Regions from separate parts of the Homo sapiens genome. Here region 2 is linked to region 1. A link is a loop called in an ENCODE intact Hi-C map of the cell type or tissue named here. Cell type or tissue: HCT116. All regions are shown on one strand.

The links. A loop is a pair of places that touch in the nucleus more often than their neighbours do. Peaks named below come from ENCODE experiments on the same cell type or tissue, not always from the same donor. Only the 100,000 strongest peaks of a DNase experiment are listed, where the experiment ranks them.
Region 2: it touches region 1 in a loop (4-fold over the local background); 53 of 110 quality-filtered maps call a loop at or near these places.

Annotation. Positions count from the first base shown.
Region 1 is chr21:46,146,452-46,148,951 of GRCh38, forward strand. The region is part of intron 7 of FTCD (formimidoyltransferase cyclodeaminase); the gene reads right to left. Among named protein-coding and RNA genes, the nearest start is that of FTCD-AS1, 3.9 kb to the right of the region's middle. In HCT116, a CTCF peak has its summit at 1,115 (motif pointing right); a DNase peak (open chromatin) is centred at 1,150; H3K27ac peaks cover 684 bases.
Region 2 is chr21:46,211,422-46,213,921 of GRCh38, forward strand. It overlaps LSS (lanosterol synthase), which reads right to left. Exons shown (of 22, transcript NM_002340.6): 10 at 2,317-2,414; 11 at 1,604-1,631. Among named protein-coding and RNA genes, the nearest start is that of LSS, 16 kb to the right of the region's middle. In HCT116, no CTCF peak of the experiment used is centred here; no DNase peak of the experiment used is centred here.

The DNA of each region.
Region 1 (2,500 bases):
GGGAGCAGGGCAGGGGCGTGGCTGGCACCCCCCACCTCTGCCCCGCCAGGAGCCCTGTGGGCCCCGCCCCAGCAGGCACCCCGTACAGGCTTCTGGAAACAGCCATCACCCTGAGTTGCCCTTGGGGAACCTGAGGCCCAGAGAAAGGAGTTGCCCCCTGGGGACCCCTCAGCAAACTGCTGCTCATGCTTCGCCGCCCCCCAGCACCACTGCCCCATCGCTGACGGGCGGGAAAGATTTTAATTCACCAAGTCTTCACATCTAACAAGTCCTCAAAAGCTGAGGAACAGCCCCAAGTCACCCACACATAAACTTGTATGCCACAAAAGTGAGTTTTACCTAAATTCAAAATAAAGTTGTGACAGTCCCATTTAAGATTAGAATTCATTCTGGGAAACCCATTCAGAACACGTTGGCTATGCGACCCCCACCCCACCCCACAGAGACGGACAGCAGCCGGGCGGGGTGGAGAGTGCCTCCCCGTGGCATAGAACCAGCAAGCCACAAGGCAAAGCCTCCTTCCGCAGAAAACCCCAGGAAGATGCCGGGCATTTTAAAGGCCTGGCTAAGCTAGCAGACAGGACATCATTCGAAACCAGACACGACCAGAAAGACGAGTCCGGAAAGGCCTGCCAGCCTGGAGCTGGGTCTGCCCTGGGGGCAACTGCCCCTCTCTGGCAGCCCCTGATGAGTGGGGGAGGTCTGGGGCCTTCAGAGTGGGGTCCGACTGGAGACCCCTGGAAGGTGACACCCCCAAGGATGAATTAGAAACAGCCACCCGCCAGAGGAAACAGTTGAGGTACTTCCCAGTCCCTGCCTTCCCTTTGGGTGAAGCAGGAAAAAAAAAAAAATCTCCTGGGAATTCCTAATCACAAGCCACCCTGACAGGGCTGCAGGCCTCACCCGACACCGAATTCACTCTTGTGTGGTTCCAGAACTCCAAGCCAAAAACTCAGCTTCAGGGGGTCCTGTGAGGCAGTGTCCACAAGCGCCAGCACAAACCCTCCTTGGAGGAGAAAACTTTGAACCCAGGTGTCCAAGAATTACCATAGATAAAATTCCACAGAGCATGCACTGGCAATCAAAAATCACACAACACAAAGCAAAGCAGCCTCACCACAAGGAGGCAGCACGCAGCCACGGGCACAGCCAGACCTGTGCAGGCCGCAGGCATGGGGCCCTTCAGGTAAAGAAGACAAAACCCCAGCCAGTCACGGTGGCTCACGCCTGTAATCCCAGTGCTTTGGGAGGCTGAGGCGGACGGATCACGAGGTCAGGAGTTCAAGACCAGCCTGGCCAAGATGGTGAAACCCCGTCTCTACTAAAAAAAAAAAATACAAAAATTAGCCAAGTGCGGTGGCACACGCCTGTAATCCCAGCTACTCGAGAGGCTGAGGCAGAGAACTGCTTCAATCCGGGAGGTGGAGGTTGCAGTGAGCCGAGATCACACCACTGCACTCCGGCCTGGGTGACAAAGTGAGGCTCCATCTCAAAAAAAAAAAAAAAAAAGAAGAAGACAAAACGCCACACTGGAAAGCAGACGGGGCCTCACACATAAGAAGACAAGGAAATGTGGAGAAGCGACAGCTGCTGCTTAGACAGAAAGGATGACGTTGGAATGCTGTCACTGGCTCCTAAAACTCTGGAATTTCAGTAATAAACAGGTATTTACCTACTCAATACTTTAAACACCTTCAAGTACTCCCCACAACGTATTAATTGCAAAAGGAAAAATAGTAACATTGCAGTGAAGGGTCCAGGAGGAAGGGGGTCGCCTTGGCAAGTGACGGGTCCACGTCGGCACCCTGAGAAAATGAGCATCATGGGGAGTCGGCGTCTCTGAGGAGGACACAATACCATCTATGCTTTTCCTGCCAAAAATGCGTAACTGGCTGGGCGTGTTGGTGCACACCTGTCGTCCCAACACTTTTAGGAGGCTGACGTGAGTGGATTGCTTGAGTCCAGGAGTTTGAGACCAGCCTGGGCAATAGAGCAAAACCCCATCTGTACAAAATTAGCCAGGACTACATAGTGGTCCTTGCCTGTAATCCCAGCACTTTGAGAGGCTGAGGTGGGAAGATCACCTGAGCCCTGGAGTTTGGGGCTGCAGTGAGCTGTGATTGTGCCACTGCACTCCAGCCTGGGTGACAGAGCAAGACCCTGTCTCAAAAGAAGTAACAAATTAAATTAAAATAAAAATGCACAACTACATCTGGCCACAAGCAACATCAGACTAGTCCCCACTGAGGCGCTTTTAAAAGTCTGTCCTTTGAAACTATGTCAAGGTCAATGAAGGACAAGGAAGACAGGAACAGTTGGAAGAAAGGAGAAAAGGTTGGCTCAGTGCTCTGTGTTACGTGAACTGGATCACGGATTGGAGGAGAAATCGCTATGATGGGAATCACTGGGACACTGAAGCAATTTGATTATGGCCTGAGGATTATTAGATACTAGGATTGTATCAGTGTTGAATTTCCTGATTTTGATAATTACACTGTGG
Region 2 (2,500 bases), 65 kb after region 1:
CCTGGCCAATGATCCCCATTTCTGAGTACACCTGGAGGTGATGGGAATTCTGCACAGGGCTGGGAAGGCTCCACCTCAAATCTCACCCCGAGCTGGGCTCACAGGTACACAGCCTGGTCTCAGTTCAAAGGGCCGGTGACCAAACCCTAGTGAGACAGAGCTGGGCACTGACCAGACAGACATGGGGACTGGGCAGGGGGTGGTGTGTGGCAGAGGCATCCAGACATCGTGCACTGGAGGGACAAGGCAGGGACCACCAGAAAAGCATTCTCGCCAAAGAAACACAATGGGATCGAGCCTCAGGGCCTGGCCAGTTTACAAAAACTCAGGGAACATAAGAAGCAACCAGTCAGATCTGCAATGTGAAGCCCTTCAGGAACAAACCTTCCAGGAGGAGAAAAGAGACCACGAGAGACGGCTGGACTAACAGGAGCTCAAAGACCAACAACTGAAGGCCTGTGCAGGCCTGGCCTGAATCCTGATTCACAAACACCAGCCACAACGTGAGGACTACACTCAGGAACCGTCATAAGTTTGTTGGGTGTGACAACCTCAGAGCAATTTTGTCAAAACACAGACGCCCTCATCAGCTTGAGGTGCACTGATGAGTCGGTGCTGAGGGAGCGCTGGGCAGGGAGGGGCAGGGAGGGGACAGGGAGGGGCAGGGAGGCCAGGGCCTGCTCTAGGGCTTGCTACTCACCTCCACTTTACATGTGTTTTGAAAACCTTTTCACAAAACACGGACAGTGTCCGGGGAGCCTCTGGGGAGCTCAAGGCCAGCTGGGTAAAAGCTCGTGGCTGGGGGCACCTGGCACCAAGGGTAGCCCTGGGGCGGGCAGTGCTGGGCCCACGTGTATCCATCCCAAATGTGACACCCAGGACACCTCTGGAGACTCCACATTTCCACACTGAATCAGGTGGGGGACAGAAGACAGGCACCGCAGGGCGTAACCCTCCTTAGACCACAAGACACAGGGCAACACTGTCTGGGCTTCTGACACGCACAGAGGGGCGCAGGCTCAGCCCAGTCGGACAGGACTGCGGTCTACAGGGCCCCCAGAGCCAGGACAGGACCAGGGTCAGCCAGGATCCACCGGCCTCCCCTCTCCTTGTGCTTGGTGCCCCTCATGACTGGGTTCCAGCCCACTCAGGCCAAGTCCACGGGGAGCTCCCAGGCCCGGCCACACGCCACCACGGTCCTCCAGGCTCCTGTCCTGTCCACCCAGGACCTTTAAGAAGAAGCCCCTTAAATTAAGAGTGCATGGAGGAGAAGCCCCCACTAACCAGAGCCACCTCCTGCCACAGTAACAAGATGAGAGCTTCTGCAGCTCTGGGTCTGTCGTTACACAGCTGAGCCCACTCAGATCATCAGGGCAAAAAGCAAACAGGACAGCTGCAGACAGACATCGAGAACGGTGGGCACCCACACAGAGACCAACAGCACCCACAGGGACACGGCCAGAGGCCTCAACTGACTCAGCCTCTAGTCGCACGCTGCCGGGACCTGGTCCAGGAGGAGTTATTTCTGAACCCCAAAGGAAAAATAATAAAGGGGAGACATGATTGCAAAGGAAGCATGCAGCCGCAGTCCCGCAGCCCTTACCTGCATTTTCATGCCGTCAAGGCCCATCCTGTGAGGAGAAAAAAGCCCAAGTCAGGTGCAAGGAGAAAGCTGGAAGCCCAGCTGCTACCCAGACCCTGCACTCAGGAGGGTCCCAGAGAGGCCGTCTGTCCCCTCCCGAGGCCTGGCACTGGCCTGGATGCCACCCCAGCTGGGCTGCTGGGCTCCTGGGGGTGAGGGCCACACTCTATGGAAAACAGGACACACTCACCCAGAAGGGCCACACCCAAGGCAAGGGGCAGCGGGAGGCTCCCCGACCCCAGGCTGTGCCAGCCCTGCCGCCCTCGTGCAGTGCTGAGGCACCAGAGGAAGAGGCCTGTACAGCGGAAGCTTCCCACCATGGGACGGCTCTCTGCCCTCCATGACAGGGGCCCCACCTCCAGGGCACAGTCCATGGCTGACAAGCTCCCCTTGTCCACAGGCCTCCTGATGCCAACCTGAACCTGCCCTGCTACCTACCACCCCCTTCCTCACTCTACCTTCTGGGAACACCCCACACTTCCACTGGGTGGCAAATCTTCCAATTCAAAGACAACCCTCAGTGGCTTCCACAAGCCCTGACACTGCTGGTTCCTGGAGGTATTCCCTGGCAGTATTCCCAGATGGCACCGTGGGGGCCCCCTCACTGGGATGCAGCTGGGGCTCAGATCCAGTCTTCGTGAGAGGCCCCGCCAGCATATCCCAGCCACACTCACCAGAGATAGTCCGGGATTCTGGAGACATGCTCCTGGAAGGCAGTGGAGGCGGGCCCGTCCACATACCAGCGCACAAGCATGTTGATGGTTTTCGAGATCTGCAGGAGAGACAGCCCTGTCAAGGCTCCGCTCCAGACCCACAGCAGCCTCCAGGGACAAGGTCTCGTCCAGATCCACAGCAGCC